Linked DNA regions of Homo sapiens: region 2 is linked to region 1. The links are chromatin loops, found by intact Hi-C in ENCODE. Cell type or tissue: mammary epithelial cell. All regions are shown on one strand. Links, peaks and the distances in the headings refer to the core of each region. The heading gives the core; the rest is flanking DNA.

Region 1 (16,405 bases), core at 3,327-11,326:
CCTCCTGCCTGCCAGGCTCCAGCTCCCTCTAAAGCTCCAGGGAGCAGCTAGCAAAGGAGACGTCTCCTCGAAAAGCAGAGCACAAATGGCTGAACTGCAGCTGAGAAATAACAACTTAATCCTGGTGCATTCTGAGCCTCAATTTCCTCACCTATAAAATGGACAAAACACCAGAGCCCATTCACAGAGTTCACCACGTGTGTTAAAATAAGTACAGCATTTATAATTGTGCATGTCACAGAAGACATGCTAAATTTATATATATTATTTTCAAAGTGTTTTAGTTTCTACAATTTCACTGCTTAGAATTTACCTACAAATTCCATGTTCTTAGTGAAGAGTAAGGCAATGCAAGCGCACACACAGTACTGGCTTGGTACACACCCTCAGGAATCAGATCCTGAAAGGCACACCCAGCACAAAGTGAGGAACCAGGAAACCTGCACCTCCCAAGAGGCTCTGCCTCCAAGGAGCCTTGACACACAGGACAAACCAACACATGTCATCTGCCCTGAGTTTCCTCCACTAAATAACAGAGCAAGAATAAAATTATTTCTAAGGGTTTTGTTCCCAACATTTAAAAATGTTAATTACAAAAACTTTTTAGTTTTTTTAATGATCTAATTTGCCACACTTGCAAAAAAGTAGAGAGGATAATTTATTGAACTCCTATGTATCACTCACTCAGCTGTAGTAATTATTAATCTTCGCCAAAACTGTTTCATTGCTTCACTTTTTTTATTTTTGGCTGGGGTATTTTAAAGGAAGTGCCACTCACATTGTAGCACCCAGAGGCCATTTCTTAATGGTTCATAGGATAATGCTAGATGATACATAATAACATGTAAATGAAGACATAATAGCATACATGAATAAAGGTGTATGAATTCTTTTCCTTAAGGTACACATCTAGATCACTTTTTATTTTCCCCCCACTGTGAATCAATTTACATTTTTAATGTAAAAGGATGGTGAAAATGACTCCACTGAAAAAGCCACCAAGCTCCACTCAGGATAATACTATTAATTTCTAATTCATACCACCTGACTCAGTAAAGCCTTACTTCTCTTCTTCCTGTAGTGCAAGTTAGGTACCTAGTTAGAACCTGTTTTACTAAGCCAGGCCATCTAGGTTATAAAACACAAACCCAAGGGCCTTCAATGGTAGGTACTTTTTGCTTCCGCGCATGCATTTTCTTCCCTAGAAATAATCCATTCAAAGGTTATTTACATTAGCCACAAACTAGAATTAGCATCTTCATTTTCATAAAATGAATTTACCAAAAAGTACTCAGAAATCTCTCAGAATTTATTTAACTTTGTGGAAGGCAGAAAACATATTAATTTAAAATGCATATGTTTTCCCCAAATCTTCCCCTCTATTGTTGAAATAACCCATAACATCAATAACTCTAAGAAAACACAATGTAAACTGTAACCTAAAATACTAGCCAAACATAGCTACATATTACATGCAATTTTTCCCCTGCCTCTCCCTCCATTGTGTGTATTTCTCTCCCAACTCCAATTATTGGGAGAAGATAATTTTATAATTTGAAACTACAATTTCTAAACATTTCCTTGATTTTAATTAAAGCTTATCTCAGGACAGAAGTTTAGGTAACAACAAATAATATCTAGATAAATACTTACATTATCTATGCTTATTTTTCTCTAAAAAGGGGCAATTTAAAAGTTAGAATAAAATTTTAGTACATAAAGAACATCTTTAACACAGGGGTATTTTCAAAGGAGCTTACACAGATGTATGTCACTGTGCACGGGGCTGCACTACACACCTGGGTTTAAGGGAGCCTCGGAGGGCATGGCCATGTACACAGCAGCCCTCATCACACGGATGCTGAAATGCACAGCAAAACCGGGCAAATAGCCATGCATTTCAGAATAAAGTGTATCTGTCATCCGCTCACTGACCTGAATGCACACCAACGCATGTGTGAATGGACAATTCTCAGGGTTAGAAAGTGTAAGTTCAGCAACCACTAGGCATCCTTTTGGCTGAAGTTGCCAACACCAGATTCCATCAGTACCAAATAGGATAGCAATTCCTGCACAGCAAGAATGCAAGGAACTAAGGCACAAAACAGAAGCTATGCTTGGCTGTTTCCAGACTGGAAAATTATTTTAAAACATCACACAGAAATATTGTGTTTCATTATAATTTTTTAAATTTTTTTTGGTTGTGTGCCAATTTATCCCTAATACTCAATACTACCACTGAGAAGCTGAATCTACTGACATAATGAAATAGTAATGTAAATAAATGTTACTTTTTTAAAAATAGAATTGACAACATTCTTTTCTTTTGCACATTAAATTCACTTTTTACATGGGGCAGAAACACTCAGATTATGACTAATGGGACTGGTGGAGATAGTTTGAGGATTCTGTGTAACAGAGCGGTTTTCAGCTTTTGACATAACATAGCCCTTCAGAGCATCATGGGAATCTCAGTTTTTTAAAAAAGTCATTTTTAATTGAAGCTATAATCACTCTACTTGAGAAACAAGGAACAAAACGATGCATTTCTTGTACCCAATGTGCTGACAAAGCTAACTCATCTATAATTAATAAAGGAACAGTTTATTATGAAACAATACAGAGTTTCAAAAATGCTAAAAGAAATGTACAAATAAAGTACCTCGGGACATTTATACAGTGCAAATGTCAAACTTTTGTATTGATCATGCCTGATTAGGGTCCTTTTCCCCAAATTTGATGAAAGAACATGAATTGGCTAACCACCACTCTGATGGCCTGATGGGTTAATCAATACAAAGCAACCTGGGAGGGGAAAAACGGGCAAATCTATTTTCTACGGAGGTTAGAAAAAGCAAGTTAGAGCTATTAGTAGAGCCGGATGTTTTATTGCATAGAATAAAGGGGGAAGAAGCAAGAATGAACATGACCTATTTATTCATCTGCAGCAAAAATTGGGCCTGGCTATGGTCCATCCATCATCTGGCCTTCATCCAGATTCAATGGTCTATAATTAAAGAATCACAAAGATCAGAATTGTTATCAAATGTTGGGCAAAACAGCTGTCAAAGGAGGGACCGCCCAGACAGTAAATGAGATAAGAGGCTCTGACTTTGAGACAAGCCCTTCAGTGTGGAAGGTGGGGCATTTTATCCAATCAATGTTAGATAAAGGTTCCCAATCATGGAGTAGTGCAGCAGTCCAAGAAAGAGGCAGATTTCTACCTTGAAAGCCCCACTGGAAAGAAGGTCCTGCAGCCAGATCCTGCATGTAAGCACCCTGGGGAGATGGTTAAATTCTGCTCCTTTGACCTGCAGGCCTAACCGTGAAGGCTACTACTGGGCAGGGAGCTACTTAAGACAACTGCTCGGCTGACATCTCGGAGTGCCTAAAATGAACTTCTGGCCCTTTCATCAGTATTCCTCATTCTCAAAATGTTCCCTTTCCCCAACATCACCCATCATCAGAAAAATGCAAATCAAAACTACAATGAGATATCATCTCACCACAGTTAAAATGGCTTTTACCCAAAAGACAGGTAATAACAAAGGCTGGCAAGGATGTGGAGAAAAAGAAAACCTCATACACTGTTGGTAGGAATGTAAATTAGTACAACCACAATAGAAAACCATTTGGAGGTTCCTTAAAAACTAAAAATAGAGCTATCACATGATCCAGCAATCACACTGCTGGGTATATAACCTAAAGAAAGGAAATCAGTACATCAAAGAGGTATCTGCACTCCTATGTTCATTGCAGCACTATTCACAATAGCCAAGATTTGGAAGCAAACTAAGTTTCCATCAACAGATGAATGAATAAAGAAAATCTGGTACATACACACAATGGAGTACTATTCAGCCATAAAAAAGAATGAGATCAGCCAGGTGCGATGGCTCGCACCTGTAATCCCAGCACTTTGGGAGGCAGAGGTGAGAGGATCACTTGAACCAGGAGTTTGAGACCAGCCTGGCCAACATGGTGAAACCCCATCTCTACTAAAAATACAAAAATTAGCCCAGCGTGGTATTAGATGCCTGTAATTCCAGCTACTCGGGAGGCTGGGGCAAGAGAATCCCTTGAACCTGGGAGACCAATGTTGCAGTGAGGTGAGATAGTGCCACTGCACTCCAGCCTGGGTGACAGTGAGAAACTGTCTCAGAAAAAAAAAAAAAAAGAATCAAACTGAAGATCATCATCTTAAGTGAAACAAGCCAGGCACAGAAAGACAAACATTGCATGTTCTCACTCATTTGTGGGAGCTAAAAATTAAAACAACTGAAATCATGGAAATAGAGAGTAGATGATGGTTACCAGAGGCTGGGAAGGGTGTGGGGCTGGGAGCAGGGGAGTGGAGTTAATGAGTACAAAAATACAGTTAGAAAGAATGAATAAGAACTAATATTTCCTAGCAGAGCAGGGTGACTATAGGCAACAATAATTTCATTGTACATTTAAAATAACTAAAAGAGGCCAGGTGCAGAGGCTCATGCCTGTAATCCTAGCACTTTGGGAGGGCCAGGGCGGGTAGATTGCCTGAGCTCAGGAGTTCAAGACCAGCCCGGGCAACATGGCAAAGCCCCATCTCTACTAAAAATACAAAAAAAATAGCCAGGCGTAGTAGTGCATGCCTGTAATCTTAGCTACTCGGGAGGCTGAGGCAGGAGAATTGCTTGAACTCGGGAGGCGGAGATTGCAGTGAGAGGAGATCGCACCATTGCACTCCAGCCTGGGCAACAGAGCTTTGTAACACGAAGGATAAATGCTTGGGGTAGATATCCCACTTAATCTCATGTGGTTATTAGTCATCACATGCCTGTACCGAAATATTTCTTATGCCCCATAAATATACACACCTAATACGTATCCACAAAAATAAAAAATTTTTAAAAAAAGTTCCTTCTCTACTTCCAAGCATCTGATTTTAGACGAAGATGGAGCTGACAGGCCCACTGAACACAGTGGGGTGGCACCCTGTTTATGCTTCAGAGGTTCCAGAAGTGTCAAACATTTTAAAGAAGCTGTGTCATTCTTCTATTCATCCACAAAACTTTTCATTTCCCCCTCAGTTTTTGTTATTCCCAAAGAATTCTTTAAAAGAAAAAAAAAAACAGAACATGTATTCCATGACCAATCACTGAAATTCTGAAGATGAGGTGCAGTAGCTGGCCCTTGGGTCTGGGTGCTGTCCTTCACGGAGCCCAGGCCTGAATCTGTAGTGTACAATGTTTAGGCGCCTCATTCAACCAGCCCTGGTGTTGCTTCGTCTTTTCGCCTTGGCACTCCAGTTCTGCCTTCTCTTGGCTTAGCAGGTTGGGGCCTCAGGGCCGCAGCAGCACAGGGAGTGTGTCCAGCTGCGATGTTTCCCTAAGGATGACACTCCCTTCCTCATCTCGCTTCTGCCGCCGAGACCAAAGAGACCAGAGGTGGGAGTTCTTTTTAATATATTTGGTTATGTCACTGTCTGAATCAATAGCAAAGGCAATCGAAAACCTTTTTCTTTTTTCTTTTGAGACAGAGTCTCGAACTGTTGCCCAGGCTGGAGTGCAGTAGCGTGATCTCGGCTCACTGCAACCTCCACCTCCCAGGTTCAAGCGATTCTCCTGCCTCAGCCTACCAAGTAGCTGGGATTACAGGTGTGCACCCCCAGGCCCGGCTCATTTTTGTATTTTTAGTAGAGGTGGGGTTTCACCATGTTGGTCAGGCTGGTCTCAAAATCCTGACCTTGTGATCCGCCCACCTCAGCCTCCCAAAGTGCTGGGATTATAGGCGTAAGCCACTGCACCTGGCCTTTTTTGAGAAGGTGTCTCCCTGTGTTGCCCGGGCTGGAGTGCGGTGGTATCTCAGCTCACAGCAGCCTCTGCCTCCCGGGTTCCAGAGATTCTCCTGCCTCAGCCTCCTGGGTAGCTGGGATTACAGGCATGTGCCACCACACCCAGCTAATTTTTGTATTTTTAGTAGAGACAGGGTTTCACCATGTTGGCCAGGCTGGTCTCGAACTCCTGACCTTAGGTAATCTGCCCACTTTGGCCTCCCAAAGTGCTGAGATTACAGACCTGAGCCACCATGCCTGGCCCAGAAACCTTTTTCTTAGTCAAATTAGCAATTGCTACAGTCTGTCACTTCAGACAAGGCTGTGAAGAGGTGTGTGCCGGACAGGTCTTAGCATGTAGAATGTTGAATCCCCTTCTCTGATTCACTTCTCTTCTATGATGGCTTACAGAGAATTTGTAGACAGTACAGAACTGCTTCCTGGTGTGCATGTGTGTGGTGTGTGTGAAGAGAGAGGGAGAGACAGAGACAGGGAGGGAAAGAGAGGGGGAGAGGGAGGGGGATCCTACTGAATAGAGGCAATATAAGTAAAACCACAATTACAAAGTTTTTTTTAAAATAAAAAAAATCTGCCTAACTTTTCATGCCTAATACAATCAAAGTTATTAATAATTAAGATTTCCAGAACGTGTTTATTAAAATAGTAATTCAAATAAGCTAGGGGATAATCATACTAAAAAAGAAATTCTAAGGCTGGGCGCACCTCATGCCTGTAATCCCAGCACTTTGGGAGGCCGAGGCAGGTGGATCACCTGAGGTCGGGAGTTCGAGACCAGCCTGACCAACATGGAGAAGCCCTGTATCTGCTGAAAAAAACAAACAAAAAAAAATAGCCAGGCGTGGTGGCACATGCCTGTAATCCCAGCTCCTCAGGAGGCTGAGGTAGGAGAATCACTTGAACCTGGGAGGTAGAGGTTGCAGTGAGCTGAGATTGTGCCGTTGCACTCCAGCCTGGGCAACAAGAGCAAAACTACATCACAAAAAAATTTTAAAAATTTTTAAAAAAAAGAAATTCTGGGCCTGGCACGGTGCTCACACCTGTAATCCCAACACTTTGGGATGGCGAGGCAGGCGGATCACGAGGTCAGGGGTTCCAGACCAGCCTGGCCAATATGGTGAAACCCCACCTCTACTAAAAATACAGAAATTAGCCTGGCATGGTGGCACGTGCCTATAGTTCCAGCTACTCAGGAGGCTGAAGCAGAAGAATCACTTGAACCCAGGAGGCGGAGGTTGCAGTGAGCCAAGACGGCGCCACTGCACTCCAGCCTGGGCTTTTTGAGACTTCGTCTCAATTAAAGAACAGAACAGAACAGAACAGAACAGAACAGAACAGAACAGAACAGAACAGAACAGAACAGAACAAAAAGAAAAGAAAAGAAAAGATTAGATTCTAGGCCAGGCGTTCACACCTATAATTCTAGCACCACGGGAGGCCAAGGCAAGGGGCTTACTTGAAGCCAGGAGTTTGAGATCAGCTTGACAACCAAGTGAGACCCTGACTCTACCAAAAAAAAAATTAAATTAAATTAGCCAGGCATGGTGGCATATGCCTGTAGTCCCAGCTACTTGGAAGGCTGAAGGCTGATGCGGGAGGATGGCTGAGCCCAGGAAGCTGCAGTAAGCCAGGATTACACCAGTGCACTCTAGCCTGGATGACAGAGCAAGATCTTATCAAAAAAAAAAAAGCCAATTCTCAAAGAAAAATCCCCATTTAAGTATAGAAGGTATATTACTGAACTCCGGCATGTACATATTCATACCATGCTGACTAATTACATGGCTGATCAAGCAGCCAGAAACTGATCCTGATTCCAATTACTATTGAGTTTCTTCATGATACAGAATAAAAATGTCTGAGAATCTCAAGTTCTCCATGCTCCTTGACAAAGCTTAGAAGTTAATTCAGTATTACCACTAGACTCTAGGTGGCACTCGAGGAATTGCTCAAGAAAACCCCGAGCACATTGCCAGATACTTAGGTCCACCCTTACTAACGTCCAGGAGTCCACAAAAGGATTCCTCATGTGTTGTACTTCTGCTTCTGGACTCCTTCGCCTCACCCTCAGCCCTCCAGGCAGGAAGAGAGGGACAGGGCAGGCACACCTAACATGGGATTGACAGTTCCAAAACCTGAAGCCTTCAGTTTTCAATCTGACCTTGTTTGGAGGACCTAATTTGGAAACCAGACCTTGATTTGCATACAGAACCTTCCACCTCACCTACCCCTCCCCCTAAAAAAAAAAAAAAAAAAAATATATATATATATATATATACACACACACACACACACACAAACATACATTTCAGACCTTTTAGAATATTTCAGATATATTCTAAACTTGGCTGGGCACAGTGAGTCATGCCTTGTAATCCCAGCACTTTGGGAGACCAGGGCGGGTGGATCACCTGAGGCCAGAAGTTTGGTATCAGCCTGGCCAACGTGGTGAAACCCTGTCTCTACTAGAAATACAAAAATTAGCCGACGTGGTGGCGCATGCCTATAATCCCAGCTACTCAGTAGGCTGAGACAGGAGAATCGCTTGAACACGGGAGGCGGAGGTTGCAGTGAGCTGAGATGACACCACTGCACTCCAGCCTGGCCAACATAGAACAGGTAGTGTATAACAAGATTATTGATACATAAGTTGAGAAATAGGTTAGAAAATCCAAGAACAAAATCCAAACATTAAAATGAACAAATCATCTGCAGCAAATCTAGATAGCTAGTAGGAGTGATCTTTCTGCTAAAGAAATGCCAATAGGTCAAAAATAAAAGTTTCATTTCTAAAGAAAGAACAGACCAAACCCCAAGTGTCATTCCACAAGGTTTCACAAAGCACATCTGTCAATGTCTAAAGCATCCCAGAGGCAGTGGTGGGGAGATCAATGGTGCCTTTCTCTGCAGTGGCATTTACCACGGTGTTACTGATAGTGCAGGAATTTAAGGCTACAAAATTGTCACCTATTCATCACTGAACCATAAAAACACAATGGGGAAAAAAGATATTTGATAGCCTTTGGCACTGAAAAATGCCTAATGATTTAAGATGATTTTGTTTCTAGCCATATTGGAAAAGTATTTGCTAGATGATTCTAAGCATTAAGGCATTCACATAGGGGTGATATCGGACAAACTCATCTTTCTAGTCCAGGCCAGTAAGACCAGCCCCAAAATTGACAGCCAGCTTGAATAGGCATGGCAAATTAAGCAGAATATAAATATCAGCCACTGAGGCTAATGTTTATTTTTAAATTCCACAAGAAACAAATAATATTGTGATGACATTATTAAGGATAACACATCATGCTAAGCTCCATTCTCCTCCGTGCAGCCTGAAGGAGAAACCATCTGCTGCTTTAATGTTCCAAAGTTACATAAAGGGGAATGAGAAGAAGGGATGTTCTTAAACTAGGGGAAGAGGAGGTGCAGTACACTAATGGTGCATGTCTCCTGCTCAGCCTTTAACTTCCTGCATGGAGTGAGGATGGATACGGATTGTCCTCAAGCGGCCTGAAATGGTCAAGGTGGAAAAATAAGCAAGACAGTAACTACCACGGGTTCGTAAATGCAAGAAAAAAACAGCTAAGCAACAAATAATTCCTCATCTGCAACAACTACAAATGAAAACCATCAAGACTCCAGGACTATGTGCCGAGACAAGCCTCTTTTCTGGCAAATGTCTTGACCTTATCAAAAAAGCTCAGTAAATTTCTTGGCCTTATCAAAAAAGTTCTGTGGTTACTAGCATAAAAATACCTTCCTCTGGAGAACCCTTCTCTTTTCATTATAGTATTGTCTATCATGAGATTTTGTGGGTGCTCTCTACCTGATATAACCTGCTCAGTGCAACTGAATCATAGTCACTGCATCATATCAAAGTTTTGAACTAGGAGTCAGTCATCTATCACAGTTCACATCCATGTGAGTAGCTTCAAGAGAGTTCAAAATCCAGGAAGAGCAGAGAGAGGAAGATGAAAAACAGACGTCTCTCCTCCTCCAAACCTGGCTCTATAGCATTATTCTGACTCCCACAATATATATATTCAAACACAGGAAGAAGAAAACACTCCAAAGCCTTTTATCTTCAAAGATATATCTTATGGTACATATTTAATTTTCATTGATAAGCAAAAGAAGAAAAACTTGGCCAGGCACAGTGGCTCATGCCTATAATCACAGTACTTTTGGATGCTGCAGTGGGAAGATCGCTTGAGCCCAGGAGTTCAAGACCAGGCTGGGCAACATAGCAAAACCCCGTCTCTACTAAAAATTTTTAAAAGTTTGATTTTTTTTTTTAAGAGAAACTTATTTGCATAATAGGACCTTCTCAAAGCAAAGATAGATTGGGTATTAATTCATTTCCATTCCATTCATTCATTCATTCAACAAATGTTTACTGAATGCTTATGAGCATTGTTCTAGGACATGGGGATACAGCAGTGAACAGAACAGATTAAAACAGGTGGGAATGTAAATTAGTACAAACTCTATGAAAAACAGCATGGAGATTTCCCAAAGAACTAAAATTACAACTACCATTTGATCCAGCAATCCCACTACTAGGTATCTACCCAAAGGAAAAGAAGTCATTATATCAAAAAGATACCTGCACTCATATATGTATCTCAGCACTAGTCACAATAGCAAAGATAGGGAATCAACCTAAGTGTCCAACAACAGATGACTAGATAAAAGAAAATGTGGTATACAGACACAATAGAATACTATTCAGCCATAAAAAAGAATGAAATCATGTCTTGCAGCAATATTGATGGAACTGGAGGCCATTATCCAAAGTGAAACAACTCAGAAAGTCAAATACCACACGTTCTCACTTATAAATGGGAGCTAAATAATGTATACACACGGACACAGAGTGTGGAATGATAGACGGTGGAGACTCAGGAGGATGGGAGGGGGTGAAGGATGGGAAAGTACTTAATGGGTACAGCAACATATTGAATGATGGTTAAAAGCCAAGAATTCACCACCACACAATATATCCATGTAACGAAACTGCACTTGTATTCCTTACGTTTACACAATTTTAAAAACATTAAAAAAAAACAGAAAAAATTACCTTACCTACTAACAAAATTATGCACCGTAAGAGAGAAGCAGGTGATAATTTGCTTGCAACAAATGAAAAGGAACTGGACCCTTCTCACAAAATACTGATTTTCACATAATTTAATGACTTGATGTTCTGAGTATCTGCATTAAAATGTGATTTAAAAAAAAATTTAAGGTATCTGACACCTCACATGGTCCTCTAACATAGGTACAAAAACATATTCCAAAAGGATGTATTTAAAATTTGGCTTTCAATCCTATGATAAAAGTAAAATTCTACTAGGAAGAATAAAAATATAGTACTCTTTGACAAAGCTACACCTATGTGTCTAAAAGATTTATAGTGAAAAGGTCATTCAAAGTTAGATAACCAGAAAATGGCTAACACGAACAAAGTCACAGGTTATGTTAGCAGGGCTGAGAGATTCTTTATTAGTAACCAGGTTAAAGACTTGTATATTGACTTTTTAATTTTGACCCCAAAGCAGGTGGCTTATCCGTGCTCTTATCACGTATAAAGACCATCTCTCTGGCCTGGGAATCTGAGCAGCATTTGGCGGCTAGCCTCCCAACTCCATGCACACGCACCTCTGTGCAGCTGCAGGTGCTTCCTCAGAACTTGAGAAGCCTCAAAACACAAGGGACGCCTTCACGAAAGCTGACACCAATACCAGCCAGCGCGTGCACACCGGCTCGCCAGGCCGCCGCTGGCTCTCAGGCAGGTGATCTGCACCACTATGCTTCTGATTTCTTACTGGGGTGAGCACAGGGCATATGCTCAAATGCCACTGGCTTCTTTCTCAAATCTGTCACTAAACAGTTCTATTATCTTCATATCGCCTGGTGCTCTAGACTTCAGTTTCTTCACCTGGCAATGTTTAGGCTGGATTCACTTTGGGACCTTTGCGGGAGGAAGTGAGGGTACCTGACTAGCCCCAACCCCATCCCACTACCACTGGAGATTCTGATTCAGCGAGTCCTGAGTGGTTTCTGGGCATCTATGGGGTGGGATGTATGAGTGTGTGCATGTTTTAGAGTATCTATAAGCACCTAGTGAAACCATGGTTAAGAAATCCTACACTAAATGACAAAGTCAAATCAAGCTGTAAGAATTCAGGGTCCAATCCAATTCCATCCGTGAACAGTTGCAATCCCTTCCCTTGATCAAAGAACTTTGTTGTTGGTTTTGTTTATGCTTTCAATCTTGTTTTTAAGACACAAACAGGGAAGGAACTTGGATCATCATCAACCTGAAGTTGTGTGTACCTGAACCTCCCAGAAAAGACAAGAATACATTTCTACCTCCTCATTTTACAACTGATTACTTCAGCAACACATCGGCGGCCATCAAGTTTTACTAAATTGAGACCAGACCAACTCCAGAGTCATCGGACAGAGGCAGATGAGGTAGCATCTGGCTAGAGAGATGGCGGGCACCTGTCAATGGCTGCTCTTGCAAAAGTTACTGAGACTCGCAGTAAGAATTACAGCCTTCAAATCAAAAGAAATAAGCGTTTAGGCTGCAACACACAGCATAAGACAGTTGCTGTGGGACTTTGCCTGTGAATATAATTTCTGTTGCAATGTCATGGTTCCAATGGAAGTGGAGAAGCATTATAAAGAAATAGTTAACTGCTTTCTGCTTTTAAGAAACAGGTTTGAGTCAGGTAACCCAAATATATCGATAGATATTCTAACGATATAAAATGTTGATTTTGGTAGGGAAAAATAAAGTGATGCACGCAAGTCAAACTTTCCCATTAAATAGGATGCATTTAAAACCTCCTTCCTCAAGTAACACATTCATCTAGGCCACAACGTTGAAATCTTAATTTTAAAAAAACTTTAAAATTCTTTGGCATTTCATATTAAAACATAGTGGTAAAAAAACTAAGAAATCTTATATGCATCACAGCAATGAATACAATCTTTCAAACTGCAGAAGAAAATTAAAATCAAGAAAAATACCAAGGAGTTGCTATCACCATACAAGGCTACAAGATAAATTTAAACATCAAGAAAAGCAGAAACTGAAAGGGGTAAAATGCTTGCCAAAATAAGATTATATGTATTTCCACATCAGGGAGAATTCTTTTCACAGTTAATGTAAGTTGTTCTATCTATCGCAAAGATCAGCATTAACTGTACAATCTGTACTTCTGCAAGAATTCAGAAGTAGCACTCCTAAGGTAAAAAAGAAGTAGGTCATGAATTACAAAAACATGCTTTACAGTTTTAAAGATATAACTCTAGATTTACATATCACAAAAAACTGGGTTTAGTTACATATGATTTTTATTCAAAAGGATAACCTTGGAGGCCAAGGTGTGAGGATTGCTGGAGGACAGGCATTCAAGATCAGCCTGGGCAACATAGGGAGACCCCATCTGTACAAAAAGTGAAAAATTAGCCAGGTATGATGGTGCATGCCTGTCAGCTACTGGGAGACTGAGGCAGAAGGATCACCCGAGCCCAGGAGTTCGAGGCTGCAGTGAGCCATGATGACGCTACTACACTCCAGCCTGGGTGACAGAGGAGGATTCTGTTTTTTCAAAAAAGAATAACCTCTCTCCCTTTCACGACTGCCATTAGTATTTATGCATAATTTTCATCTTTCTCACCCACAATTAAGATCGAGTACAACCCTGAAAACTTTTAAAGCACAAATTAACATAAATTACAGTGCAGCTGGTTCACAACCCAAAAAGGTAAACAAAAAATTTACCACCAGCTGAGCACCCACTCATTCTAACCAAGCAGCTACAGGTTCCCAGGCAGCATGCTCCATTCATTCTGATCTTACAGAAACAGCTCCTCGCTGTGATCATGTAATCATGTAACTAACAGTTCTCAATATGTACCGTGTTTCCTAACTTTAACTGCATTATATCCACTTTGTATTAATAAACACATGAACGGCCCAGTGCATTGGCTCATGCCTGTAATCCCAGCACTTTGAGAGGCCAAGGCAGGAGGACTGCTCGAGGTCAGGAGTTCGAGGTTCCAGTGAGCTATGATCACACTACTGAGCTCTGGCCTGGGCAACAGAGCGAGGCCCTATTTCTAAAAACACATAACCAGTATGCTCCTTGTAGAAGAACTGTTGCCTTTCAGGAAATATGTATTAATCCTCTAACTATATGATCTACATTTTTTTCTTCAAAATAAGCAATGGTTCCATGTTGATCCTCCTGTACTTTGACATCTGTTGCCTGCTTTACTTAGTAGTATGAAGTGGCAAAAATTCTATCTGGAGTAAGGGATGTGGAATACGGGTAAAACTTAAAGACCTTGTCTTGCTTGATTCTTTCTTGATTGAACTGTATTCAGCAGTCTTTTTTGTTGTTAATACCTCTAGGATGATAAATTCCATCCTCTCTCTGACCTATATGTACTTCATTTCTCTTGAACATCTAGGGCTTCAGTGATCTAAACGATTCTATTCTTAAATCCAACCTTATCTCAGCATAGTTTAAACTTGGCTTCCATTTCTGGAAAAAAAAAATCTTCATGGAGATCCGGGAAGCACCGGAAGAATTAATGCTCAACACACTGCATGATATTTCCTTAAAAATAACTAAGGAGAACCTGCTTCAATCCAAATCAGGAATCTCTCTATCTAGGGAGAGCATGATTTTGGGAGAAAGCTTATTTGCCACAGATTAAACTAAAGATAGCAAAAACTTAAGGTGTTTTTTGTTTTTCATTTTAAACTAATATCTTGAGTACTGTGATATGCACATTTTTACCTAGTTACATAAAGCTAAACTTAATTATTTCAAAAATTATAAGCTATCCTCGAAAATATGAATTGTATTTAAGTTTTGGAACCTCTCATTACTTGTGGTTGGTAAAGGAAGCCAGAACACACAATTTGCACAACACAAGAGTAACAAGAAATCAAGTTCCAGAATATTTTCATATTTACACAGGAAAGCAATGTCACAAACTTATCAAGAACACATTACTCCTTTAGGGCTGGGGTGACATTAGTAGCCAACACCACCTTTTCTGCTACGATTAGGAAACTAGTAATGAAGACAATCAACACAATACAAGTATCCACACATATATATTCTGTTTTCTATTTAGGAATCAAAGTTATTCTCTCTACTACAAACAAGAGACAGAGAAGAAAAGATATCGAGACAGACAGACAGACAGGAAATTGAGACCAGTCTGGGCAACATGGTGAAACCCCATCTCTACTAAAAATACAAAAATTAGCCAGGCATAGTGAAGCATGCCTGTGATCCCAGCTATGTGGGAGGCTGAAGACTCACTTGAACCCGGGAGGGAGAGGCTGCAGTGAGCCAAGATCGTGCCACTGCACTCCAGCATGGAAGACAGAGCGAGAGTCTGCATCAAAAAAAAAAAAACAAACAAACAGGAGGAGAGTTCTAATTCCCAACTTGTTACATATTCTTAGCAAGTAGTTTTCTAACACAGCACTTAGCCAGAACATAGGTATGTTTTAATATTTTTTGATGAACAGTTCTGTACTCAAAATTATCCTGGTTATATCTGTATTTCTTCGTTAACAAGAAGTAGCACTGTCTATTGTACAAAGAACGACTGTATAAAAAGCACCTCTCCACAAGACATCCCCACCAGCTCGACAGTTTAACACTGCCACAGCAACACCTGAAAGTTACCACCTTTTTCTAGAAAGATCAGAATAACCTGCCCCTTAATTTGCATTAATTAAAAGTGGGTATAAACATGACTGTAGAACTGCCCCTGAGCTGCCACCCTGCGCTCACTGCCTAGCGGGTAGCCCTGCTCTGCGGGAGCAGCCACAGAGCTGTAACACTACAGCCTCAATACAGCTGTTTTCTTCTACCACCTGCACGCTCTTGATTTTTTTTTTTTTTTTTTTTTTTTTTGAGGCAAAGTTTCTCTCTGTTGCCCAGGCTGGAGTGCAGTGGCACAATCTCGGCTCACTGCAACCTCCGTCTCCCGGGTTCAAGCGATTCTCCTGCCTCAGGCTCCCAAGTAGCTGGGATTACAGACGCCTGCCACCATGCCCAGCTAATTTTCGTATTTTTAGTAGAGACAGGGTTTCACCACGTTGGCCAGGCTGGTCTCGAACTCCTGACCTAAGGTGATCCACCTGTCTCGGCCTCCCAAAGTGCTGGGATTACAGGCGTGAGCCACCGTGCCCAGCCCTCACTCTTGAATTCTTTCCTGAGCAAAGCCAAGAACCTTCCCGGTCTAAGCCCAATTTTGGGGCTTACCTGCCCTGCATCAATTTAACTATAATTCTACTGCAAGCCAATTTAAGTAGGACACAGAAAACTATAAAACAACACACCTTACTATGTTGTCTTCACACATGTATATGCACGTAATAGATATTATAAATCTCTAGATTGCTTAAATATAAAATCCACCCAATTTGCTTTGCTTCTTACCTTTTCTATCAAGGGGATTCACAATTACCTCAAGGCCTTACAAGATCAAGGCAGTATTATTTTGAGTTGTGTCTTCTATTAA
Region 2 (16,405 bases), core at 5,141-13,140, 360 kb after region 1:
ACCACTGCACTCCAGCCTGGGCAACAGAGCAAGACTCCATCTCACAAAAAAAAAAAAAAAAAAAAAAAAAAGATGAAATCAACATGAGATTTGATTTTAAAGCTCTTCATTGTTAACTCAAGGAAGCTGTATTTCTCATAAAATTACCCCAGAGACTGCATTTTCCCTCTCAAGGATAATTAGTAACTCTGATTAAGGTTTTCTGCTTTATGTATTCATTACCTCATTAAAGATTTTAGGCCGGGCGCAGTGGCTCACGCCTGTAATCCCAGCACTTTGGGAGGCCGAGGCAGGTGGATCACCTGAGGTCTGGAGTTCAAGACCAGCCTGACCAACATGGAGAAACCCCGTCTCTACTAAAAATACAAAATTAGCCGGGTGTGGTGGTGCATGCCTGTAATCTCATCTACTCCGGAGGCTGAGGCAGGAGAATGGCTTGAACCCGGGAGGTGGAGGTTGCTGTGAGCCGAGATCGCGCCATTGCACTCCAGCCTGGGTAACAAGAGCGAAACTCCGTCTCAAAAAAAAAAAAAAAAAAGATTTTAAAGGCTATGAGTGAATTCATTAGCTTAATATCACCATAAATGCAATATTATCTTGATTATTATCATTTATGCCTTGACATTTCAGATAAAACTGATATTTAGAAACATTTTTCAGAATTATCTGGATGGGAATACCAAGAGAAAAAATTCATAGCCCTCTAAATTTTCACAAAAGGAGGTTTAATATATTAAATTCAATATCCAATTCATAGAAACAGCTTGTGCAAAAAATTATCATTTGGAGTATACTATTAACAATTTCTATAAAAAGGACTCTTATCAACATTTAAGTTTGGAAAATGTAAGTAAAACATTACATAAATTGCATTTTGTTATTTCTGCAATGACGACTTAATCATATGCAGAAATAAGTAGAGAATTATGCATCAAGCACCAAGATGATTAAGTGGCACCATCAGCCAGGATGTCACTGATGCTGTAATATGCTGCCGTGGGTTTGAAAGCAGAATGAGTCTTCTGCCGTCTTTCAGCACCACGAGACCCAAAGAGCATTAGGAGATCATGCGAGGGGCCAAAGCATCATTTACTTCTTATTGAGTTCATTCTTTCATTGTGCCCTTTCTTGCTATTTTTCAATACTCTACCAGGGATCAGGGGTACACTGACCTCTTCCCACTTTTCTTAGCACCATACTCTTACTGAAAAGACTGGGGAAGGGGTGGGAAGACACGACAGGGGAAAGGAAACTTCAAACTTGGATGATTCATTTAATTACTGTGGTGTAAACACAAATGAGAAACAACAAGAGTGGTGATTTACCCTGCAGAATAGGTTGGCAAACCCTAAGAGACTAAAAACTAAAATAAAACATTCTGATACATGCATACTTAAAGTAAGCCAACAATAAATAATTCAAGCAGCATTTACAATGACAGGAAATAAAGAGCGGGCAGAACTCTCACAATAGTTTCATCCAAGTCACTCCCCAGTATCTGTGTCAGCTCTCTACTCTCTCAGGGCAAGTTGAAGGCATGATAGGATATCACCATTTTGCAACCAGTAATGAAACAACTGATTCTGGCAAGGATCATCAGTGGAGGCTAAAACTACATTAGGTTCCTGGAACAGGGTATTCATGCCAAAGTATCATCCCTCAGACTGTCTGCTAAGCTAACTGAAGAGGGGAAAGAGTGCCTCTACAATGGAGATATCTGGTGGTTACCGCCTTCATCAAGTGACCAAATTTAGCATCTCTAATAGTGAGACAATCTGACATTAGATGCCTTTGAAATATGCAATATGAAATACACAGGACCACCTATGAAATATCCTTGCCAATAATACTTAACTGAATATAATCAAACCTTTAGAACTAATTTCCACTTTCCAGAACATACAAGGAATAGAAAACAAATTTAAAAAAAAAAAAAATAAATCACAAATAAGTAATCCAAAGTACTGGATATTCTACAAGACAACTGGCCTGGTCTGTTCAAAACAGTGTGTCAAAGAATGCTGAGAAGTGGGGAGGTGGAAGGGAAATGTAACAACCAAATACAATTAGTGACCTCTGACAGTCAAGCAAGTCACCTTGGGACAGTCAGGGAAATTTGAATATGGACTGGACATTAGACAATACTAACATCCCTCCCTATTTTTAGCTGTTGGAATTATTTGAAAACAAAAGCAGGACAAATTTAGTCAATAGAATCGTTATCTTTTAAGGTATGCACAATGATATGGTGTTACTTTTATTCTGGCAAACACTAGTAACTACCAACACATACTATGATGTAGGGTTCACAAAATTCTAGCCTGATCCATACTATGTACTGTCTGGTGAAGTTTTTTTTATCTTCCTTGAGTTCATCATTTCTCAACGTGTCTTTCAGCAACTGACCAGCAATCTCTACAACTTCTTGCTCTGCCACAAATAAAACTTATTTATACAAAGACAGTGTAATGGTTTCTGTCACACTGTCTGGTTATATCTCTTTATCAAGTATCTGTATGTCTTTATCAAACTGTTCCTTATCGTTAATTCTATCCAAAGCCTTAGTCATAAATCCAGTGGAATTTTCAGGATTTTTCTCACTCTGTCACATCTGGCATCACAGATTGCTTCTTAAAATTCTTCCTCTGTTGGAAATACACTCTCAACACTCTCCTTTACGTAGCTTGGTTAAGTCCTATTCATTCTTTTTATTTTATGGGTTTTTTTTTTTTTTTTTCAAGACAGGGTCTCACTATGTTGCCCAGGCTGATCTTGAACTCCTGGGCTCAAGTGATACTCCTGCCTCAGCCTCCCACAGTGCTAGATTACTATGACCTTATTTAACCTTGATCACCTTCTCATGGACCTTAGGGGTTAGAGCTTCAACAGAAGACTTTGTAGGGAGCACATTACAGTCTCTGCAAGCCATGGACATGGTGACAATTTTATTCCATTCTAACTGCAGATTAAATTAACCTCCATGTTAATCTGCAGCATGTTTTCTTTCTTTCTTTCTTTCTTTTTTTTTTTTGAGACGGAGTCTTGCTCTGTCGCCCAGGCTGGAGTGCAGTGGCGTGATCTCGGCTCACTGCAATCTCCGCCACCCGGGTTCATGCCATTCTCCTGCCTCAGAGAATCTTATTTTCTGCACACTGCTGTGTATAAACATACATTTTTTTATATATGTATGTATATATATACACACACACACATACATACACACACACAAATATGTAGTGATAAAACTATATAGATGATATTTCCATAATTAATACATGTTTATATTAATGTCAATTTTAATGTATGAATATGTATTAAATAAAAACCCATTTCATTTACATATACATGTATATCCTTCCTTCCTTCCTTCTTTCATTTATTATTTTTTATTTTCATTTATTTATTTTCTTTTTGGGCCTGCCTGGTCTTCTCACTCTGGGCTCTGGTGACCTCAGCCTCCCAAGTAGCTGGGACTACAGGGATCTCTTAAGCCCGGGAGGCAGAGGCTAATGTGGGCTGTGATCGCGCACCTCCACTCCAGCTTACGTGAGGTGGGGTGAGGAGAGGCGAGGTGGGGTGAGGTGAGGCGAGGTGAGGTGAGGTGAGGTGAGGTGAGGTGGGGTGGGGTGAGGTGGGGTGAGGTGGGGTGAGGTGGGGTGAGGTGGGGCGAAGTGGGGCGAGGGGGCACCCGGCCCTATTAGCTCTTGAAAACAAGTTGAGATGTGATTTCCCCAGAAGACTTCCCTCGCAAGGACCTGACTGCCACCACCATTCTGTGATATGCCCTGGGCTGGCCTCTATCACATTCAAAACACCGTACTGTAACTATGTACGTATGTCTGTCTTCCTACTAGACATGAGTTTTTTTTGAGGGCCAAGGCTCTGTATTTTATTTCTGTCCACTTGGCGTTTAGAAGTACCTGAGACATAGAAAATGTTCTTTGAGTTGATCAATGAATTTTACAACAATAAAGAGAAGGAAACAGGCTCAAAGGAGTTAAGTAATTTGCTTAAGATTACACAGCTAATAAGTTGTGAGCTAATAACTCCAGCCACAGGTCTTCTGATTCTAAATTCCCCCAAACACCACCTTGTGCACCATCAACCATTTGTGAAGACTCTTCATTTACAATACAAAAATTAACCTTTTCTTGGGTATTCCATGAGCTGGGAATGTAGAAATAGACTAGGCAAGAATAATTTTCATTCTATGTTTAAGCAGAAGTAACAGGGGTTCTCAAGAAACAGAACTCTGAGAGATCTGTCCAGCCTCAGAGCCAGTGTTTTAAAGAAGTCCTGGAGCCTTAGGCCATATATGGGTAATCTAGAACAAGTATCTTCAATACACATAGCGTGTGAGAAACTTTTTGTTAAATGAATAAATGGAGAACAAAAATAAAATGAAAAATGTTGATCAAAGGGGACAAAGTTTCAGTTAGGACCAGTAAGTTCTGGAGATCTATCATATAGCATGGTGACTGTTAATCTACTGTGGAGTAAACTTGAAAATTACTGTGACAAGGCTGGGCACGGTGGCTCATGCCTGTAATCCCAGCACTTTAGGAGGCCGAGGTGGGTGGATCACGAGGTCAGGCGTTCGAGACCAGCCTGGCCAACATGGTGAAACACCGTCTCTACTAAAAATACAAAAATTAGCTGGGAGTGGTAGTGTGTGCCTGTAATCCCAGCTACTCAGAAGGCTGAGGCAGGAGAATCACTTGAACCCAGAAGGTGGAGGTTGCAGTGAGCCGAGATCGCCACTGCACTCCAGCCTGGGTGACAGAGCAAGACCCCATCTCAAAGAAAAAAAGAAAAAGAAAATTGCTGTGACAGTAATTGCTGTGACAGTAGATGTTAAATGCTCTCACCACAAATAAAGATAAGTGAGAAGCTACTTATGTTAATTAGCTTGAGTTAATCATTTTACAATATAAACATAACAAAGCATCACACTGTACACTGTAAACAGATACAATTTTTATGTGTCAATTGTATCTTATCAAAGTTGGGAAGAAAAACAACTCTAACTCCTGGTTTCACTGATAGGTCACAGGTGTTTTCAGTACCTTCGGTGACTCAAAACAAAAAAATAAACTTATAAGGTTCTCTTTCCAAAGGAAGTAACTATTTGGTTTTAACTAAAACACAAATAATATTAAATAAAAGAAATGAACAAACAAAAGAGCTCCCCAAATCAACTTATGTATCAGCTTAGAAATTTAGTATAGCTCAAAAACAGAAAGAAAGTTATTCTCTTTCCTATTTAGGTGATATTGGTGACTATTTTCAAACTAAATTCCAATGGCTAAAAAACTATGTGCATAAATTTATTTTCTTCTTATACACCACTGGTTGTTAAAATGAGCCCCTTACTAAAATTACTTTAGGAGACACATTGATTATTGCTGAAATAATGAGAATAACCAAGAATGTTTAAACTCCCCCAGACAGATATTCATGGAAAGTAAAAGCAAGCTAAATCGAACTGCACTAAGATATATTAGTTTTCTTAGGGGAAAAAAAAAAAATCTAAAACCCTGGTCCAGCATTTTTTTCTTAAAATCAATTATGTTTACTAAATGAAAATAGAACATATTGATTGACTGGTTGAGACAGGGTCTTGCTCTGTTGCCCAGGCTGGAGTGCAGTGGCACGATCATGGCTCACTGCAGCCTCCAGCTCGTGGGCTCAAGTGATCCTCCCATCTCAGCCTCTCGAGTAGCTGGGACTACAGGTGTGCTCCACCACGCCTGGCTAATTTTTGGATTTTTTAGTAGAGACAGGTTTTGTCATGTTGCCCAGGCTGGTCTCAAACTCCTGGGATTAAGTGACCCACCTGTCTCAGCCTCCCCAAGTGCTGGGGTTACAGGTGTGAGCCACTGCACCTAGCCAAAAGTCAAATTAAAATTTGACCTTTGACTACCACTAAGAGTATCAGTAAAAAATCTCATTTCAAAAATTATTTTAAAAATTAGAATGTCCAACTTGCTCAGTAAAGATCGACTTATATAAGTAATGCAAAATGTATTACTAATACAATGAGCCATCACGTTCCCAAGATGTAAATTAGTCAAATAAACACCAAGTATCATAGTTACTTGGATAAAGTAACTCTTGGGGAGGGGATAGAAAACATTTCCTAATAAAGGTTATGGCAAATGATTTTCTTGTACCATCTCTAAGAAATATTAGCATATATACCCTTTCCTTCTTGTACAAAGAAAAAGTGATTCAATGAACTTGTCAAAGCATAGTTTAGCAAAAAAAGAGAAAATTCAAGTGTCTGCTTTGGCTTACATCTTCAGGCAACTCCACACACAGTCCACAATAATTCAGGTATTAATCCTACTGTAAGTAAGTGGACTCCATTGTTCCAGAAAGAAGCAAAGGAAATTAGATTGTGATAAAAGTTTTTTAAAATTGGAAACTATTGAAAATTAAGTAGGACTTTCTGCAAAAAGCTTTACTATTGCATTCACTGCAGTATCACAAGTAAAAATCAAATGGTTAGGTCTCCTTATGATGCTATAATAAAGAAACTGGCAAGAGGATCTGGCATACTTAGAGAACAAGTTTCTAAGTGTGTCTGCCCCATCAAATGTGAGTTTCTAAATACATTTGCTAATGAAGTGGTTGGCTAGAGAAATGTAATAAATCAGTATAAAGTCAGAACATTTCTTTAAAAGCAGCAAGATTATAAACAGTGTAATTATAAAATACTATGAAAAAGTGCTATACTTGGATTTCATTGTTAGTTGCTTTAATGGGGAAAGGTTGATGGAGGAGAAAAGGTTAAAAACTGTAATTGGGCCATAGAAAACCTCTTTCTAAATTAATATAATCATCAGGTAAATTTCATTAAGCCAGATATAATTAAATGCATTTTACCTGTACACAGATAATGTAACCATGTAAGTTTCCTTCCACTGAAATGTTGGCTATAAAATAATTCAAACTGTAAAAAAAAAAAAAAAACACACATTATTTTTAGCTACTATAACTTGCCTAGTTAATTAACACAATACTACAAAAGCAATGAAAACCATTCATATTAGAAGAGACATTAAAGCCCATCTGGTTTACCTCCTTCTTTTACAGAGGAGAAAGCACGTTCCTGTGGTCCCTAATCAAGGCTATACACATATATTCCAGCTCTTTTAATTGACAACTTGTTCTAGAGTTCTCTCCACTAAACCACAGCACTGCAAATTTGACTTTCTGTATGACACAGTGATTCATTATCATTTCTGAATAATACTAACATGGACTTTATAAATTCTACTAACCAAACACAGCAACATATATATTTCACCATGAAAAGAGAAACCCTACCTTCATCTCTAATCTCCCATTTGCCAACATATAGCTTCCACATTCAATTAGACACAAATACGAAGTTTTAGGGTATATCTCTGGATTATTCTTTTGCTGATATTATTGTGAACAATTAAATTTAAATTCTATTAATGTAGCCTTCAAATTTTAAACATTCCTCCCTGGACTGAATGTGTAATTACAGAACAAAAATACAGAGTTCTTTTTTCTTTAATAAAGAGCTAGTATACAATAAAAAGTGGAAAAATGATACTGGATGTGAAAAAGATAAAAACTCAATTTCTTTATAAAACTAAAAAATAAACTGCATTATGCCAGTTCAGAATTCTGAATAAACTTTTAGCATGATGTACCATATATAACATACTTAAAGCTTTTATTTGTATATCAAACTTTACCTTTTGTACTTTAAAAAGGAAGTTCACATAAAGCAGTCAGCAATGACTGACCTATCAGCTATATTATGACCACTCCTTAACAGCAAAAGTTAATAGCTCCAGCCAAGAAAATGAGTCAATTCCTTCAGCAGTTACTCTAAGTTTGCCTAGTCCTGGGAAGCTGAAATATGTTGAGCCTATTTTCCCTCTAATGGTGCAGCATCCTCCTCTACCAGCAGATCCACCAATCCCTTTGCAGGATGAACAGGAGATGACTAGCACCTGGAATACTTCAGATTGCCTGCTTAGTTCTAATCCAGACAAACAGCAAATTGAAATATGTCATAAGAGGATTTCAGAAGTATGATCTGACTAACTAATAACTCCCAGGGATATCAATAAAATTCAATCACTACTATATAATTCACAATTTATAACACATTTACAATGAATCTGGACAAAAGCAAAATAAAAGTTAAAAAAACTTTCATTTTTTTCTCAAAACACTTTCGGAAATGAGAAATTCCAGCTTTAAAATGCTCATAATTTAAAGTGCAAAGCTGGCTTTAAAAGGTATATTCCAAGCTCTAAAAACATGTTTTACCTCTTCAGTAGTACTATTTGGTAAAGTTTTATTGACGATAATATCAATATGCCAAAAGAAGATACTGATTCATCCTTACATTTAAAATCTGACTACAAAGACTCTCGTATCTATAGCTAGTCAAGAACAAACAGACTCCAATAAATTCATCAATTCATATGGCACTACAAAGACCAAAGTTATAAAACCTTCCTTGATTATATCATTAAAATAATTGTGTTAGCAAAGCTTATTAGTAAAAAATATATGTTGACTAAACTTATTTTATTTTTTTAAATTTTATTATTATTATACTTTAAGTTTTAGGGTACATGTGCACAATGTGCAGGTTAGTTACATATGCATACATGTGCCATGCTGGTGTGCTGCACCCACTAACTCGTCATTTAGCATTAGGTATATCTCCTAATGCTATCCCTCCCCCCTCCTCCCAGACTAAACTTATTTTAAAATAAACAGGATAAAAAACAGCATTTTTCAAACACTGTTTAAGGGCATTAATTAGATCTCAAAGAGCCTTAAAAATTCAATGAGTTTATTTACCTTTAATAGATAGCTACATTAATATACACTACTTTAGATACTTTTTTTTTTTTTTTTTTTGAGGCGGAGTCTCGCTCTATCACCCAGGCTAAAGTGCAGTGGCGCAAACTCGGCTCACTGCAACCTCCACCTCCTGGGTTCAACCGATTCTCTTGCCTCAGCCTCCAGAGTAGCTGGGACTACAGGTGCATGCCACCATGCCCGGCTAATTTTTTCTATTTTTAGTAGAGACGGGGTTTCACTGTGTTAGCCAGGATGGTCTCAATCTCCTGACCTCATGATCCGCCCGCCTCGGCCTCCCAAGGTGCTGGGATTACAGGCGTGAGCCACCGCGCCCGGCAACTTTAGATACTTCTAATATTATTCAGGTTTTTGGCCTAGGTAAAAAAGAAATGTAACAATTAAGATTGACTGGCCTAAAGTATAAAATAAATTACTTTTAATTACAGCTTTAATTCCACAGTTTTGAGATACTTTGGTGTAAAATAAAGGTAATTCTTGATAGTTATATTTAAGATTAAGATGTAAAAAATGCAAATCATCACTAAGGCAGGATGGATTAATTTACATGAGAAAACTGTACACTATTAAGTATACAAATGGATTTCAATCCTATGTATCTGAAAACTTGGACTTACTAGAAAAAAAATAAAGGACAAACTCCCTCTACTGGTAATTGGAGACAATTCAAATGGAGAGAATAGTATTTTTGGAATCAGAATTTTACAGACAGAAACTCACTTCCTATTTGTAAATGGGGAAACTAAAACCTGAGGAAGACTATACATCAACAAATAAAGTTTAAAGAGTTAAAAACTATAAATAGAAAATAATTATTTCAAGGAAAGAGGAAAGAAAAAACTAAAGGAAAACTTCATTTCTGCCAGCTCCTATTCTCTCCCTTAATTTCAATCAGGGACACATGATATTTAAAAAGAAATGTAAAAGACTGCCAAGGCCAGGCATGGTGGCTCATGCCTGAAATCCCAGCACTTTGGGATGTATCCTTTCTGCAAAATTTGTAATAACCTTGGATTATAGTCTGCCCCATCCAATGAATGTCTGCACAAATGCTCTTCTTCACATAGTTTCTAAAATAGTCTGTGCTACAATCTCTTTTCAAAGAAGATGTAAGAAGTCCTAATTTAGCCTCCTATTCTGAAAGTCTATCATGCTTGCCTTCCTGAAACCTACCTGACTGGTTACAGGACTCTCCTCTATTAGTTATTACCACGAAACTAATAACCACTATCAATCACTGTTACTACTTACTCTACTAGCAGTTACTTCACATATATTTACCTACATTACAGGACAGAAATAAAAATATTACAAGGGCTGAATGAGGTATTTGGTCAAAATTCAAAAGGAAAACTGGTAAGTGATATTTTAGGTGTTGAATTCTAAGCTTTCTTCTGATATCAACATTTTTATAATTTAAAACTGCTTAATAGCAGATGATAGACTTACTCAGAATAAGAGACATGCTTTGACAAAGAACTGTATGACATTCTTCTTAGCATTTTAGTATCAATATTAGTAACTACAATAACTTACATTCTTCCTAAAGGGCAGACTGACTATAATTTCTGAATCTATTTTTATCACATGAACCCTTAAGACTCTGAAAAAATATTAAAGGTGATATAATATGAAGACAATTATTAAAATTCCTTTAGTCTTCTAATATATTTCCTGCAAACTTACCATCTGTACACTTTTTTCTAATTCCTGGGGAATTGCAAACGTAGATGAAGGAGCCTGAGTAAGAGGCCACGCACCAGCCTAGAAGGAAAAAAATAAAATAAAATAAGCTAAATGGATCAACATCTAAATTCAAAGTAAATATTTATTAAATAATCTAAGCATCTAAAACATTTTTTTCTTCCTCAAAATGTTGATGAAATCTGAGTATTTCTATCATGGCACATTTCATTCCAAACCAATAGGACCTTTTTTTGTTTTTTTTTTTTGAGATGGAGTCTCACTCCATCACCCAGGCTTCAATGCAGTGGCACGATCTCCGCTCACTGCAACCTCCGCCTCTGGGGTTCAAGCAATTCTCCTGCCTCTGCCTCCCCAGTAACTGGGATTACAGGCACGCACCACCACACCTGGCTAATTTTTGCATTTTTAGTAGAGACGGGTTTTCACATGTTGGCCAGGCTGGTCTGGAACTCCTGAGCTCAAGAGATCTGCCTGCTTTGGCCTCTGAAAGTGCTGGGATTACAGGCATAAGCCACCACGCCCAGCCCAAATCAATAGGACTTTAGAAGCCACAATCTACTCACAGAACCAAACGTAATCAGGCATCCATTTATGAATCATTTGTATCAACGTACTGAAATGATTAGTAAATGCTCATAGTAAAACACATATTCATACCTGTAGAACATATATTTGAAAACTAATTCCCAAATCTATTACTGTGTCTTGGTTTTTGATAAAATTGTTGAACTTATTGTTGAGATCAGCGCTGACACTCATATCTGTATACATCCGATGTAGCTTGCTGGTAAACTCATAACCACAGGCTTGCTATAAAAAAGTTTTAGAAAATACATGAATTCAAAAGAAAAATAATAAGTCATATTGGTTAATAATAATGTGTCGGTATTGCTAGGTCTTTGATCAAAGGTTCTTGCATATACACTTATACCCAAGGACTAGTAATATATTCTTCATAAGTCAAAGCAACTAATCAAAACCTTTCAAACTTTCTTTTTAAAGACGTATTTTAAATAAGTGAATAAAAACCACCTATCTAGGAACAATAAATCTCCCCTTAAACAAAAACTTTTTTATACATTCATCTCTTATTTCAGCACTGCAAAATGCCCCGTTACTATACATAAGATACCTTAAAAGGATTTTATGTTGTGTTTTGTTTTAAAGACTTGGGGTCTCACTGTTGCCCATGCTGCAACGCAGTGGCTATTCATTGGAGCCATCATGGTGCACTACAACTTCGAACACCTGGGCTCAAGTGATCCTCCTATCTCACTCTCCCAGTAGCTGGGACTATTGGCACATGCCACAGCTGCTGGCTCTTATAAGGTTTACAGATAGTATCAAATGAAAGATTACATAAATGATTACTGGGAATACTCCAGCCTGTAGTCAATTGAAAAAGTTCTATTTAGGCATATTTTTAATAGCATCTACTGAGTGCTGAAGAAAACTATTTCTTTAAAATTATTCAAAATTCTGTTGTTACCAGGTCAGAAAATCTGAATCTCTAATCTTGAAATATAAAAAGCTCATTAACACTACTTTTTTTTTGTAATTAATCTATTTAGAGGCAGGATCTTGCTCTGTCACTCAGGATGGAGTGCAGTGGTATGATCATGGCTCACAGCAGCCTTGATGTCCCAGGCTCCAGCAATCCTCCCACCTCAGCCACCTGAGTAACTGGGACTAGAGGAACACGCCACCAAGCCCAGCTAACTTTTGTATTTTTGGTAGAGACAGGGTTTTGCCATGTTTCCCAGGCTGGTCTTGAACTACTGAGCTCAAACAATCTACATGCCTTGGCCTCCCAAAGTGCTACTATTATAGGCATGAACCACCACACCTGGCCAACACTACTTTTAGAAATTAAAAATTAAGTTTCTTTTTGGAGGTTTAAAAAAGAGCACACAGCAACTGGGTGCAGTGGTGCACACCTATTGTCCCAGCTGCTCAGGAGGCTGAGGCGGGAGGATCGCTTGAGCCCAGGAGTTAGAGTCCAGCCTGGGCAACATAGTGAGACCCTATCTCTTAAAAAAAGAAAAAGGAAAAAAGGAATGCATATTATATTCAAAATGTCTACTATGCAAGAAAATTTATTGAATAACACAGGATAAATATGAACCTGCTACCACTTATCGGTATGTAAGCAAGCTGAAATGATGTAAAAATAAATTGAAATGGAATTGCACTCCAAAATCTGTACTTAAAGGAATATTTTAGGTGTATTCATTTATAAGTAGTAATAATCTTTTATCATTAATACTGATTATCTTGTGAATCTTCATATATAAACATATACATTTTGTCCTTTTAATACAGTATTTGTATATCCCACTGTGTGACTACACAAATACACATTTAACCAGATGAATTGTTTCCTGTTACTGTACACAATGCTGCAATGAACATCTTTATGTGCTTGTGAATGAATTTCTAGGACAATACCACATTAAAGACTTACATTACCTTTAATTTGTTGATCATGGCTTCTTCAGAGTCCATAGACATGGATAACCCATGAATTAAACGTTTTGCCAGCATTCTTGCGTAGAACTACATTTAAAAATATTTTAAAAGATTACTTCCTTTCTAATGATTTAGCATTCAGAAATAAAGTTGACCAAAATACAAATGAAACTTTTCTGTTCACAACATACCTTTTGAAAGACGTCCTTGTCATCAATGTATTTGAACACTGTGATGAAGCTCGTGAGCCTGTCTTCCACTTCATTCTCTGTCATCCCTTTCGCTGACTTCTTCAGTAAGTTGTCACAGTACTTAGCAAGCTCATGTAGAAATTGATAATAAATCTTACAAAGGGTGCTTCTGTATATATCACGCCTCAAAGGAGGCAAAGTGGTGATACAAGGTAAGATCAGCGGACAGAATTTTTGCTGTTTTTTTTAGAGACCGGGTCTTGCTCTGTTGCCAGGCTGGATTGCAGTGGACAAGATCATAGCTCACTGCAGCCTCAAACTCCTAGGCTCAAAGGATCCTCCTGCCTCAGCCTCCCAAGTAGTTGGGACTACAGGCATGCACAACCACACCAGGCTTCTAAAGCTTTATGTAATAATCATAAATGTAAACTAAATAAAATATACATCATAAGGTAAATTTTTAAAAAGAACAAGTCAAATATCAAATCATCACTTATTGACCAATAAAGCAACTGATATAAGTAATACAAATTTTTAAAAGAACACCTAGGTGAGTTTCGAGTGGTTTTATAATTTTTGACATTGAACAAGTACTTTAAAAAAAAGTTACAAAAATCTTGTAAGCAAGTTTCCTTCAAAGGTTACCCAAACTTTATCATCAGATTTCCTTTAGATTTCAGATGTAACAGAATCTACATGAAAAGTATTGCAAATTATTTCAAAGTAGATATACATTAAAACCCAAACTTTGTAAAATGGTTATTCTTTAAGACACATAGTATATTGCATTCCTTACATAAATGCCAAACTATATACAATGTAGATAATTTTCCTTCTATTTTTCTGAAAAATGCTACAAAAACCAAATTAATTTGATATTCTGAGTTCTCATTTTCTAATACTGACTTTTCATAAGATTACTTTTCAGCAACCACCAAACTTACCAGTTCAGGTGCTTTGCAAACAGACTTAGGTTCTCTGTAATTTACAACTGACGTAAGGGCCTGAATAAAAAAACACGCCATAATTAACCACCAGCCATAGGGAAAAAGTACAGCTAGTTCAATATAAGCCATAATCTGTACATCCAAAAATTACCCCGCCACATAAAACACAGCATTGCCGGTAGTTTGTTAATATTTTCATGCCTAACATGGTAGACTCCTCTGACTTTATTCTCTAATTACAAAATATCTATATATCCTGTTGCTATTCCAAGATATTCTGTAACTCATTATCGAAATTTGAACAGATAAAATAACGTTACTTAAAAAAAAACTTACAATCTTGTAAGCAGCTTTCCTTTAACGTATGCAAAAGTTCATGTAAAACATATCTATTCTCTTTTCAAATATTATTCAATATAGCCTAAGTATTATGGCCAAAGAAAAAAAATCAGTACTAAAAATTGCAAAATTATGCATGTCTATCCAGAACATATCAGATTAAAAATTCCCCTTATATAGCATAATCACGGGACATTCTACAAGCATTCAATTTAACTATTCAGTTAATAATTTAAAAATTATATTATTTCTATTTTGAATTTCATATCAAAATTACTTAATCTCCATGTCTACATCAGAAACCTCATACTAGAATTCTGATCTTGAAACTGCCTAAAGAATGATAGAGTTTTATGTACATATATAGTATATATGTATTTAAAACTTACCTTATCCAACGCACTCATAAAATGCTGATCACCATTCAAAACAGTGTTGATAAGCTGAACAAATTTACCATGCACTTCCAAAACTGACTCCACAAATAGTGTTGGCATCTAAAAATGAAATATAAGTACAAAACCACATTTTAAGAGGTTCAAGGATATCCAAACTATGAGGTTTATTAGACTTATTAGTAAATTTTTCCTCAAGGAAATTATGTTTCACACATGCACACTTCTCAGAAAATGGTTTTAGCTAAGACGGTCTTAGAAATTTACAACTTTGGTGTTGAAGGCTGGGCACAGTGGCTCACACCTGTAATCCCAGCACTTCTGGGAGGCTGAGGCGGGCGGATCATGAGGTCAGGAGATCGAGACCATCCTGGCCAACACGGTGAAACCCCGTCTCTACTAAAAATACAAAAAAATTAGCCAGACGTGGTGGCGTCCACCTGTAATCCCAGCTACACGGGAGGCTGAGGCAGGGGAACTGCTGGAACCAGGGAGGTGGAGGTTGCAGTGAGCAGAGATCGCACCACTGCACTCCAGCTTGGGCGACAGAGTGAGACTCCGTCTCAGAAAAACAACAACAACAACAAAAAAAAAAAAAAAGGAAGAAAGAAAATAGCTTGTCATTCAACACAACAAGCTGTCATAGACTGTCTAGTACCTGTCAGAAGAACCCACCAAAAGCATACTTTTCTACTGTGTTGGAATAACTTATCTTAAGGATAACAAGACCTGAACTACCAGGTCTATCACTTTCATAGAGGCTTAAATAAGCAAAGACTGCCTGCAAAGTCACTAAAGGCTGAGAGAAAGGAGAGTTAAAAAGCCAATAATCCTGAGAACAGAGACCCCTTGAACTCGGCAAGACAATCCCTCACATCTCAGAGAGAAGAAATACCTAATAGTACAAAAGTGAGTTTTCCCTCTTAATGGAGATAACCATGAAGAAGTTACTACCTAAGACTTAACTAAGTCAGTTGGATTTGAGTCTACCACAAATGTATTCACTTATGTTTCCATCTCCCAGCCTTGACACAAAATTCGATGCTTCTATGCCCAATGTCATTGGACATGGAATCTATAAACGTAATAATGTAAACTAGTAAGTTTGACAAATAATAGAGTAATAAACCTGAATACTATAAACTAATAGTTCTACAAAAAATAGAAAACTGTGGTAAAGGGAATTTGAAGAAATAAAAAAATAGAAAACTTACACATTATTGTGGCATAACATAAAAACTAAAAATTATTACTTGCCAAAAACCAATCTGCAGCTAAGGTAACAGCCTCTAAAAAGTGCTCCTGAACAGTGACGTCTATACACAGATACTATCTTATAGATGAAGGGCAAACAGCTCTACTTAAGAAGAGACAGTAACATTTGAAGTTATTTCTCTCTTGCTCATCAAACATTACCAGTAATAACAAGATTTGGTGATGGGAAAGACAAACTGTTACAGTACAAACTGTTACAGTC

The links. Hi-C counts contacts between places; a loop is a spot of excess contacts. Peaks named below come from ENCODE experiments on the same cell type or tissue, not always from the same donor. Only the 100,000 strongest peaks of a DNase experiment are listed, where the experiment ranks them.
Region 2: it touches region 1 in a loop (6-fold over the local background); 36 of 110 quality-filtered maps call a loop at or near these places.

What each region holds. Positions count from the first base shown.
Region 1 is chr10:34,658,710-34,675,114 of GRCh38, forward strand. The region is part of intron 2 of PARD3 (par-3 family cell polarity regulator); the gene reads right to left. It also overlaps the pseudogene RPL37P18. Among named protein-coding and RNA genes, the nearest start is that of PARD3, 150 kb to the right of the region's middle. In mammary epithelial cell, for the core only: a CTCF peak has its summit at 7,760 (motif pointing right); DNase peaks (open chromatin) are centred at 6,182, 7,792 and 8,242; H3K27ac peaks cover 1,852 bases.
Region 2 is chr10:35,018,244-35,034,648 of GRCh38, forward strand. It overlaps CUL2 (cullin 2), which reads right to left. Exons shown (of 21, transcript NM_003591.4): 11 at 14,923-15,030; 12 at 14,192-14,251; 13 at 13,248-13,376; 14 at 13,057-13,143; 15 at 11,245-11,397; 16 at 10,567-10,644; 17 at 6,889-6,955. Among named protein-coding and RNA genes, the nearest start is that of MIR3611, 53 kb to the right of the region's middle. In mammary epithelial cell, for the core only: a CTCF peak has its summit at 9,524 (motif pointing left); a DNase peak (open chromatin) is centred at 7,838; H3K27ac peaks cover 737 bases.